Regions from separate parts of the Homo sapiens genome. Here region 2 is linked to region 1. Evidence: chromatin loops called from intact Hi-C (ENCODE). Cell type or tissue: psoas muscle. All regions are shown on one strand. Each heading gives the region's core, and the rest is flanking DNA. Links, peaks and the distances in the headings are about the cores only.

The links. A loop is a pair of places that touch in the nucleus more often than their neighbours do. Peaks named below come from ENCODE experiments on the same cell type or tissue, not always from the same donor. Only the 100,000 strongest peaks of a DNase experiment are listed, where the experiment ranks them.
Region 2: a loop joins it to region 1, with 5 times the contacts of the local background. A loop is called at or near these places in 32 of 110 quality-filtered maps.

What each region holds. Positions count from the first base shown.
Region 1 is chr1:201,406,223-201,411,590 of GRCh38, forward strand. It overlaps TNNI1 (troponin I1, slow skeletal type), which reads right to left. Exons shown (of 9, transcript NM_003281.4): 7 at 5,135-5,311; 8 at 4,104-4,213; 9 at 1-3,028. The coding sequence ends at 4,106. It overlaps LOC101929343 (a long non-coding RNA gene), which reads left to right. Exons shown (of 2, transcript XR_241172.3): 2 at 1-147. Among named protein-coding and RNA genes, the nearest start is that of LAD1, 9.6 kb to the left of the region's middle. RefSeq lists an enhancer at 2,050-2,129. In psoas muscle, for the core only: a CTCF peak has its summit at 2,170 (motif pointing left); a DNase peak (open chromatin) is centred at 2,159; H3K27ac peaks cover 726 bases.
Region 2 is chr1:201,345,045-201,350,412 of GRCh38, forward strand. No RefSeq gene overlaps it. Among named protein-coding and RNA genes, the nearest start is that of TNNT2, 30 kb to the right of the region's middle. RefSeq lists enhancers at 1,451-1,951, 2,062-3,046, 3,331-3,470. In psoas muscle, for the core only: CTCF peaks have their summits at 1,762 (motif pointing left) and 3,238; no DNase peak of the experiment used is centred there.

The DNA of each region.
Region 1 (5,368 bases), core at 1-5,000:
AACTCTCCAGGCCTCCATTTCCTCATCTGTAAATTTGAGCTAACAAATGTACCATTTTTGTGAGAATGCAATGATATAACTCAGATAAAGCATTTAACATCACATATTACTATTATTGAAATGCTGTTATTAAAATAGTCGATAAGAGTATGGATTCTAACAGACTTCTTGGGTTGAATCCTGGGACCACCACTTATTAGCTGTGTGATCATGAAAAGTCCCTAACCTCTCTGTGCCTCAGTTTTCCCCACTGTACCATGAGAATAGTAGCTGTACCTTTCTCCTAGGGTTGTTGTGAAAGTTAAATAAATTAAGGTGTACATGCTGGTGCCTGACGCATAAGTGTGCTACATGTGTGAGCTGTTACTCAGTGGCAGGCCCCAGCTCCCAGCTCTACTGGTGTTGTCTCCATGGTGAGAGAAGACTGGAGTAGAATCAGGGCTCTCCAGAGGCCAGGCCCCCAGCCCAGGCCCCATTCTTGGCTACAACAGCCCCTTCCATAGATCCCTCTCCCACCCCCAAGCTCTCCTTCCCCTTGTCCACAGGGCCTCTCAATCCTTGCGCTCCAGATATGTCTATGCCTATATTCGCCCTTGCTCCATCCTCACAGGAGATGAATTAGGTCTGTTGCTGCCTGGAAGCAGAAGGAGGAACCCGATGACCTCCAGGAACCCTCTGGTTGGCTCTTCTGCCCCTCCTAGAGGGCCACTGGCTTAGGTGTGTTGAGTGGGCCCCACCTCCTCCTCCCATGGGTCTTCTGCACCCACGTGTTTGCTTTGAGTCAGGCCCAGAGCAGGTCTCCTGCCTTTACATGACTGGGTGGATACCCCAATCTGCCAGGGCCCCAGGTTAATAGTTGACTGCAAAACTGGGATTTGACTCTGGAACTTGGGGCCAGGCTCTAGGGAAGAGCTGGAAAGAGGTGAAACAAGGAGATCGCTTTGGATCCAGGCCAACCGGAGGAGCCCTGTGAGGCGGGGAAGAGTGGGTTTCTGTGGCTGCCTGGGCATGAAGGCATGAAGCCTAACCCCATCCTCTGTGGCCTGGACCAGCCCTGTCAGGTTCTCCAACTTCGTGCATTGAGACTGGGTGTGTCCGTGCCTACGGGTTTCTGTGTGTGATTGGGGTTGTGCTTTTTGCACACATCTGCCTCTCTGCCCACTGACCTATTTATAGCAAGAACCCTGGGCAGAGTGCTGCTTCCCCTAAGGTAGCCCAAGTTGCTGGTTCCCACTGCCATGCTTTCTGAAAGGGGCTGGCAGCCCAGCAGCCCAGAGAGCCAGACCATGCCCTGGGGAGCAGCTGGCACTGCACTTTGTACCAATTTCTGGCACTTATGGAAGATAATACATGGGATTCGAAGGTAGAATGGGGACTCAGTAGGGTGGGTAGAAGGGTTGCTGCTCTGATAACTCAGCCCCTCCTAGGGCCAGTGCTAGGGTGGTCGAAAAGCCAAGGGACCCCAGGTCTGGGAACAGCCACTTCCCTTGCAGGCTTAGCTCAGAAGTCACCATCCCACTGCCCTGAAAAGTCAGAACTTGACCGGATGTGGTCGCTCACACCTGTAATCCCAGAACTTTGGGAGGCCGAGGTGGGCAGATTACGAGGTCAGGAGTTCGAGACCAGCCTGACCAACATGGTGAAACCCTGTCTCTACTAAAAATACAAAAATTAGCGGGGTGTGGTGGCACGCACCTGTAATCCCAGCTACTCAGGAGGTTGAAGCAGGAGAATCGCTTGAACCTGGGAGGCGGAGGTTGCAGTGAGTCGAGATCGCGTCACTGCACTCCAGCCTGGGTGACACAGCGAGACTCCATCTCAAAAAAAAAAAAAAAAGGAAAAAGAAAAGTCAGAACTTTGGTCTCTGCTTCACAGGAGCCACTCTAGTGAGTATGTTGGGGGAAGAGAGGCTGCCCCAGACCCCCCTTCCACCCCAGAAGGCCCTATGCTCTCACCAGGCTTTGGACCCAGGAGGTAGTGGGATGGAGAAAGGACCTGATCCAGAGGACAGATAAGTGGCCACCCCATCTCCGGGAAAGAATCAGTCCTGGGGGATAGGACCAGTGCAGGAGTGTGAAGGGGAAACAATTGGGAGGAGGGTGGGTGAACGTGGGGAGAGCAGAGGCCGGAGGGACAGGAGAGCCCAGGAGAGAAGGAAGGCGTCACCTGGTGGCCAGGCCTGGAACTGCAAGTATCTCTTCTGTGAGGCCTCCTGCCCTGTGCAGCAGGACTAGGTGAGGGATTGAAAGTGCCCTGACCTCTCAACCCAGCACACATCAGGGAGAGTTAATCCAGGTTTGCAGAGGAAGGAGAGTATGAAAGCCGGCAGGAGAAGCGGCTCTTAATGGAGAGGCCTCTTCTGATGGCCAGAGTCAGGGGCAGGACGGGGTCATTTCTCGGAGGTCAGGGCTCTGGTGAGCTGAGCATCCTGGGTGGTGAGTGTGTGCAGTGTGACGTCACAGGGACTGGGCAGAAGGGGCCCCAGGGGACCCTGGCAAGCAGCCACCAATTCCTTAGCCCTCCCTTCAGATCCCGAGCTCCGGACTGCAGACAGGGTGACTGGAGCCCAGCACAGCCCTCTCTTCCCAAGCCCCAAGTCTTCCCTTTCTTCTCAGGGCTCACAGTCAGAGCTGCAGAAATGACCAGGAAACTGGGTTTTTAATGAAGAAGGTGTGATGCCTGTGGACACTGTACACACATAGAAGGAGTGTGGCACAGGGCTGGAGGAAAGGTGTTCTCACCCCCTCCTCCTCCTCCACTTGTTACACCACGGGGTGGCTGAGAAGCCCCAGGTGCCTCATGGGTGGATAGAAGCCCACCCTGCCAGGGTGAGGTCTTCAGACACTCGCGTTTTTCCTGCCTCTTGGGTATCTGTTTAATCCCAGTTCCAGAGGAGGGCATGCAGGCTGGAGGGAAGAAGTGGGGGAGAGGTGGGAAGGGATGCTCCAGACACAGGCAGAGAGGTGAGTGAGCTGGGTTGGAGAAGAAGCATGAAGCAGGAGCTCAGAGCGCAGCACAGCAAGCTGGCCTGTAGGGACAAAGAGGCAAAGCCATCAGTTCCCGGGGACCTGTGTGCAGCGCATGAATCCCTGACTTACCTACAGCACATGCAGTCCCCAGGGCTTCTCAGCCCTAGCGCACCCCGGACTGGATCTTCATTCATAAGGGCTCCTACAAAACCTCAGCTTCTCGGCCCTCGGGCACAGTTGCTCCCCTTTTGGGACCCCTCACACCGCTCCTCCACACTGCGGCCCTCAGCTCTTACCTAGCCTTGCCATGCTACTCTGTGGCTGCTTAATTCCCACCTCCATGCTTCTGTTGCACCATCAGCCCTTCAACATGCCCTTCCCTTTATCAGCTAACACTCGCTCGTCGCATCCTCAGAGAGCTCCTCCTCTCCAGAAAGCCTGCTCTGACCAGTGCTGTCTGGTGGATGCCTGCCCTATTGCACATTCTCTCAGCACTTCCGTAGAGGGTTTTACGTGGCCTGATTTCCTTGCTTTGCCCAGTTTCTCCAGCTATTTCCTCAGATGGTGGGAAGTCTTAGCTTCTGTGAGTGGTAGCTCCTTGGGAACAGGTACTGTGAGTGCTGGGTACTTCGCAGGGAGCACAAATAAAGGACATCACCAGGAGGTATTTAAAAGTGCATAGATTCTCAGAAAGTCAGAGATGAAGGGATCCCAGGGACCCTCTAACCTAGTGGTTCTCAAACTCTCATGTGCATCAGAATCACCTAGAAGGCTGGCCTCACCCCAGAGTTTCCAATTTAGTGGATCTGGGGTGGGGGCTGATCATTTGCATCCCAGGTGATGTAGACGCTGCTGGTCCCAGGACCACACTTGGAGAACCACTGATTTGATACAGCCCCCAATTTCATAGATAATGGGAACAAAAAGGGCCGCCAAACAGAAATGACATGCCCAAGTATCATGGTGCTGGAGCCAGGACTGAGCCCAGGAGAGCCGACTCAAATCAGTCTCATCGGTGCCTTAGTCCGTGCATCCGTGCACCACACTAAGTACAACCCGCCTGCCCATTGTGGACTCCCTCATTATCCTCTAGACTCTGATGGACCCCAGAGAAGGGAGCTGGTCTCTAGGTACCTCTATTGTGAGGTCGGAGACTTGGCGGCATCAAACATCTTCTTCCGGCCTTCCATGCCAGACATGGCCTCCACGTTCTTCCTCCAGTCACCCACCTCCACAGGCCGCTCCTGTAGACAAGTGGCACACACATCAGGGACTTACCAGGCTGGACGGCCCCCCAGCTCAAGAGAAGCTGGGTGATAGGAAACCAGTCTCCTCGGATGATAAGAAATCCTGATGCCCCTCCCCAGCTGGTAAGGTCCTAGGACTCAGCCAGGCAGGTGGACACAGGCCAAGCCGAGGCCCCACAGGAAAAAGGAAGCTGTGTGGCTTGGGAGCACTGGGTGAAAGTGGCAGCTATGGGGCTAGTTCCCACCTCAGTGCACCTCAGCAAAACCTCCTCCAAGGCTCCATGCCACCCTCCTGGTCTGGCACTCAGCAGGCTCAAGGCCACCTCTTCCAAGAAGTCTTCCCCTGCAAATGCGGCTGCTTTTCCATTTCCTCAGTATATTGTCTGGCTTATCTCTTCTCCTCTGAAGCTTCTTGGGCCAGAGACTGTTCCTTCATCCCTGTTCCTTACAGAGCCTATCAATTTGGGGCACATATACTGTGAATTCAACCAACTTTGAATAATTTGTTGCTGGGTGGTTGAACTCAGTTCTCTAATGTCTATGCTCGTGTGTGGCTATAACCAAGATGAGCTGCTGTCTCCTTTCCCTGTGGTGACCAGGCAGTCATCTCCACCATTACCCTAAATCTCCACATTATCTTCACACTGGGAACAAGATTTTTACTTCATTTCTCCGTCTGGGGTCTAGCTTTCTTTATGTCCTAGTTTCTTCGTCAGACTGGGAACAGCCTGAAGGAAGGGAGCAAATCTTCTTTCTTTCTTCCCACACTGGTCTCCCAAAGCATTCTAGAATGTTCTGTCTGTCAAGCTGACTGGTCTCCAACAGGAGCTCCTGGGCCAGCCTGAGGCCATGTGAGGGGTTGACAAGGGGAAAGCTGGTAGGGCAGAGGGTGGAATGTTCTGAGGAAAGGGACCTCACCTTCTCTGTGTCTTCCTTCTTCACAGACTTGAGGTTGGCCCGCAGATCCATGGACACCTTGTGCTTGGAGCCCAGCAGGGCCCGGAGCATGGCGTCAGCCGAGACACGGACTCGACGCAGGGGCGGGCGCTTGAACTTCCCACGGAGGTCCATCACCTTCAGCTTCAGGTCCTTAATCTGTAGGTGAGAAGCGCCCGGGGCTCACTGGAGAGGCAGCTAGCCACAGGACACCCT
Region 2 (5,368 bases), core at 132-5,131, 61 kb before region 1:
CCTGGTGTGCCTTTCCCCTGCCTCTGCCTGTCAAAATTCTATTCATCCTTTGAGGCCCAACTGGCATGTCATCCCCTCTGTGAGGCCTGCGTGCACCTGTGTGGAGGCACGAGTCGTGCCCTGGCTTGTGCGTGTGTCTATTTTCCCCTCTGTGATAGTGACTTGCTCCATTTTTTGCCCTTTCGTCATACCTGGTACAGTGTCCAGCACAGAGCACAAACCCAACATGAGCTGAATAGAACAGGAGTCTGGATATAGATGCATAGAATTGCATGTTGAAATGACCTTAAAAGTCTCCCAGGCCTCCCTCCTGCAGCTGACTCTTGAAGACCCATAAACCTTCTTCCACATTGGCCAATCAGCACCCTCCAAGCACCTCCAGGGGAAGAGAACTCAAAGCTGTGCTGGCCGTTAGTCAAGTATCTGGTATTGCTCTGGCTTCTGGGTTCCTACAACTTCCACTCACTGGTCTTGTCTTTACTCACTGGGGCCATGGAGAATCGGTCCAGCCTGTCTTCCCCATGACAATCCTTCCAGTATCTGAACACAGCTCTCTGGTGTCTCTGAGCTTTCTCATATCCAAGCTAAGCCTCCTGAGCTGCTTCAACCATTCCTCAAGGACATGATTTAGTGTCCCTCTTGGTCACCCTTCTCTGAACATGTCTCAGATTGTCACTGTCCCTCTTAAGAACTGGAGTTCTGAATAGGTAAAGGGACATCAGTTGTGGTCTGAGTTGCACCGAATACACCGAATACAGGGCTGGACTCTCTCAGATTTTGGATATCCCAAATCTGTCATCTAGGCCTGGAAATTGCCAGGTTGTGGGATCTCCAAACTCCAATTCCTTGGAAACTCAGGCAAAGGTCTCTTTTGACTGCATGGCACCCCAGATCATCCAGCACCTTCAGCCCATGGTGGATCCTACTGTGCCACCTCCTCAAGGAGGAGCAAGGAAATTGGGCATGGCGTATGTTAGTATTGGGAAATGGGATTCTCCAGAGCCGATAGATCAGCTTCGGGATAAATTTATTCTCAGGTAAGTCTGAATGTGACAGTTCCAGCTGGGGAAGCAGCCCAGATGCCACAAAAAGTGATGCCTCAATGCAACTATCAGGAGATCCCAGATCTACCGCAGAGTCAACGTGTGGCCTTGGAAAAACCTCCTCACCAGCTTCCTTCCTGCTGAAATAAGGGGATATCTGGGGTCCCTGCCAGCCCAAATCAGACCTTCATGTGAGTTTTGTGGAACGGAAATCCCTGCCTTCACTCTGTGATTCTCAGAGCATTGGCGCTCTCAAGGTCTCCTTTTCCCATGCCCATCAGCTTCCCTAGGTTCTCAACAAGCCCCACACACTGCCCCCAGCCTGCCCCAGCTCCCTGGCTAGGACTGAGAAGCCTCCAGTTTGGCATTCCTGCACAGATTCCCACACCCTCCCCCCACCCAGCCTCAACCTCCCTGTACCAGTGGCAGGGAGCTAGAGAAGCCGTGAGTCAGGCTGTCAGAACTGGCCCTGCCAGTTCCACCTTCTGTCTAACCACAGTGTCAGCAAAAGGCGAGTCGAGATTTGGCTAGAAAACTCTGCTGCCACCATTCTCCAGGTGGGCAAGGCAGACAGAACTTCCCTGCATAAACTGAGCCCAAGCACTGGATTCGTAGAAGTCCTTTCCAACTTCCCTCAGCTGGGGAGGACACCTTTTACAATGACCATCAGGCCCATGGGAACTGGTAGGAACTTCCCCCTGCTGGCAGGAACTTCAACTACAGGACTAGATTGGCAGATTTGAGAGAACAAATAGCATTTGAGACTCAAAATAAAAGTCAAGCCATCCAGTATACAGGAGAAATCAAGGTTGGTAAGAACAGCCTCCCCATAGACCCTGGTGAGTTGACGATGCCTGTACCAGCCCTGCCCCCCCCAGAAAGGATTTGGAAGAGAAGCCCCAGCAGATCCTCTCCAACACCACAAGACTCAGCTTCTCACTTAGAAAATGAGCTCAAGGGGTCCTGCAGCATCCAAAGAGCCTTGCATAAAATCTTAGTAGTTGCTATGTGTCTCTGTGTGTGTGTGTCTGTGTGTGTGTGTGTGTCTGTGTGTGTGTGTGTGTGTGTGTGTGTCTGTGTGTGTGTGTGTGTGTGTGTGTGTGTGTGTTAGGGAATTAGATTAGCATTTCCCAAAATGAGTTCCAGAGGATGTTCACAATGCTAAGTGACAAAGGAGGTCTAAGTTTTGGAAACTCTGGGCTAAATGAGTGAATCAGTTTTTTTTACTCGTGATTCTCAGCAGTTTTAACGTGCTCATGTGTATCACAGCAGAGAAAGAAAGAGAAAAAGACAAAGGTGGCATGAAGCCCCTCCCAACTTACTTCAGTGCAGAAAACTTTAACAGAACTCCAATTTCAGAGAGCCAGTTTGGGCAGCCACACTGAGATTGTTTAAGCTTACTTCCAAAGGGAAATTCTGGAATCCCAGACAAAGGCTCTCCTGGAACAAGTCAAATGGCAAAGCAGATGGGCATGGACTGGGAGAGTGTGTCCGCAGACCAAGTGCAACTGATGAGCCCTGCAGGGGGAATTCCAGCATGCTCAGCCTCGAAATCTGGACAGGCTGGTGGACAGGCTGCCATGAAAGTAGGAGTCAAGATATAAGACAGGAGCAGGGCTCGCTGCATTCTTTGAAATGCTCTCTCCTGTCTCCCTCCTGTCACCATCTGAGACAGGCTCCCAGAATCTCTGTCTTTTCAAGGAATGAAGGACCTTTGGGACTGCAGGGTGACCTAGTTCAATACTTCTCAAACTGGAATGTGCACATGGATCCCTGGGGATCTTATTAAAATGCAAATTCTGAGATTCTGCATTTCTACAAGATCCCAGGTGGTACCATTGATGCCGGTCTGCGGGCCACACTTTGAGCAGCAAGGTCCTGGCCAATCCAGGAAGACTTCCTGGAAGGGCAGACTTATAAAAGAAGGGCAACTTGGAGGGAAAAAACACATGGAAGCAGAGCTGAGGCTGCAGAATAATGTGGAAATGGGGAGAGAGTGTGGAAGTGAGGATTGTTTAGAGAGATAGGGAGAACAAGGAGGCCAGGGTAGTCTGGGGGCACGGATTTTACAGTTAGGAATGGGGTGGGAGACACAGACGGGGGGCTGGGAGGTGGATGCTGGGAGGTGGGCAGGGCTCTCTCTGGTCCACACCGGCAGGGCGACAATAATTCAGGTGCAGGGCTCCCAAACCACACCCAGGGGGAGCTCTAATCCCTCAAGAGAGCGATGAAGACTTGGGGCTCCTTGTCCATCCACTCCTTGGAATAGATCTCTGCTGTCCTGGTGGGAGGTGGGCGGGAGGTGGGGGTGTCATCAGCACTGGCGACTCATCTTCCATCACTGTCTGGCTGCACATGGCAGGGCAAGGCCGGCTGGGCTGACTCCTTCTGAGGAAGGAGAAGGTGGGAAGGAGGAAGCCAGACAAGGCTCACCCTAGGCCTGGGGCATGGGAGGAAAGGGAAACCTAAGTTGGAGGAAACTAAGGGCAGGCAGGAAGGAGGGGATGGACATCACAATTAAGGGAAAAGGACAGGGAGCCGGGGACCCTTCCTATCTCCACAATATGCCAAAGATGACAGCAAACGCTTATCTGCTTGTTCCATGTGCCAGGCACTGTTCCAAGCACTTATATTTATAGGAGCTTTCTTTTTTCTTTTTTGAGATGGAGTTTCACTGTTGTGGCCCAGGTTGGAGGGCAATGGTGTGATCTCGGCTCACTGCAACCTCTGCCTCCCAGGTTCAAGCAATTCTTGTGCCTCGGCCTCCCAAGTAGCTGGGATTACAGGCGCCCACTACCACATCTGGCTAATTTTTGTATTTTAAGTAGAGATGGGGTTTCACCATGTTGGTCTGGCTGGTCTTGAACTCCTGACCTCTGGTGATCCGCCTGCCTCGGCCTCCCAAAGTGCTGGGATTACAGGCGTGAGCCACCGTGCCCAGCCCTATAGGAGCTTATTTAATCCTCACCATAACCCAATGAGGTGGTTGCTAATATCATGCCTGTTTTACAGATGAAGAAACTGAGGCACAGTAACTTGACTGAGGTCACTAAATAAATACCTAGTGCAGCTGGGATTGGACCCAGGGAGTCTGGCTTCAGAATCCATGCCCTTCAACACTTTCTAGAATCCAAGCAGATTCTGGGGCACATGTGACTTCCTCCCACTCCCTGCCACTCTCAACCCCTGCCTGAGCAGGATGCAAAATGAGTTGCTGCTGGCGAGGACATTAGTATCCTTCTGTCCCATGTGGCAAGGCAGCCCGGTCTCTTTCTCATGAAAATCTCCTTTCTGACTGGTTCCCGACTCATTCATTCAGAGTGCAGCAGCCCTGGCCTAGACAGCTCCACTAGCCAAAAATGGTGTTTCCTGAACTCTTCAGATTGTCAAATACCCAACTACGCCTGTTCTGGAGCCCCCAAATCTTCTGTTCGGCAAGATTCTCCCTCTGCCCTTTGTGGAACACTGTGTAATATATGCAGTCTATTAAATAAGAGCCCTCAACTTCCTGGGCAAACATCGTTCATTCATTCAGCAAGTAGTTACTGAGGGCTACCGTGTGCCCAGTGAGCAGAACAGACATCCCTGAACTCTTGGATCTTACAGTCAAGTGGAGAGAGAGACGGACAAAAAAACAAGGTAAACAGTGAAAACATATTGTATGTAAAAGACAAAAAGCTCGGAGAGAAAAGTCAGACAGGAGAGGAGACTGGGAGCGCAGTGTGGAAGGGTGGGGGCTGCAAAGGGAGCTACTGTGGCTGGGGCTGGCCTCCCAGGGAAGGCTGAGTGGGGACCGAAAGGAGATTTTGTTTGTTTGTTTATTTTTTGGGACAGAGTCTCGCTCTGTCGCCCAGGCTGGAGTGCAGTCATGTGATCTCAGCTCACTGCAACCTCTGCCTCCCAGGTTCAAGCGATTCTCCTGCCTCAGCCTCAGTAGCTGGGATTACAGGCACCCACCACCATGTCTGGCTAACTTTTTGTATTTTTAGTAGAGACGGGGTTTCACTGTGTTAGCCAGGAAGGTCTCGATCTCCCGACCTCGTGATCCACCCGCCTCAGCCTCCCAAAGTGCTGGGATAACAGGCGTGAGCCACCACGCCCGGCCTGAAAGGAGGCTTTGTAGTCAAACCTCACCCAAGGAGTCAAACCCTAAGTGAGGAGTGTATCGCCTTAAGTGAGGTTTGGCTACAAAGAGCTTTAATTTTTTCTCAGTTACTGCTACCAACTGGGAAAGCCCCTGCCCTGTGGACAGTGAGTGCTATTAAAGGTTTCAAAACTGCACGGCCACTGCTGATTCCTACAAGGTCACATTTTGGTTATTAAGT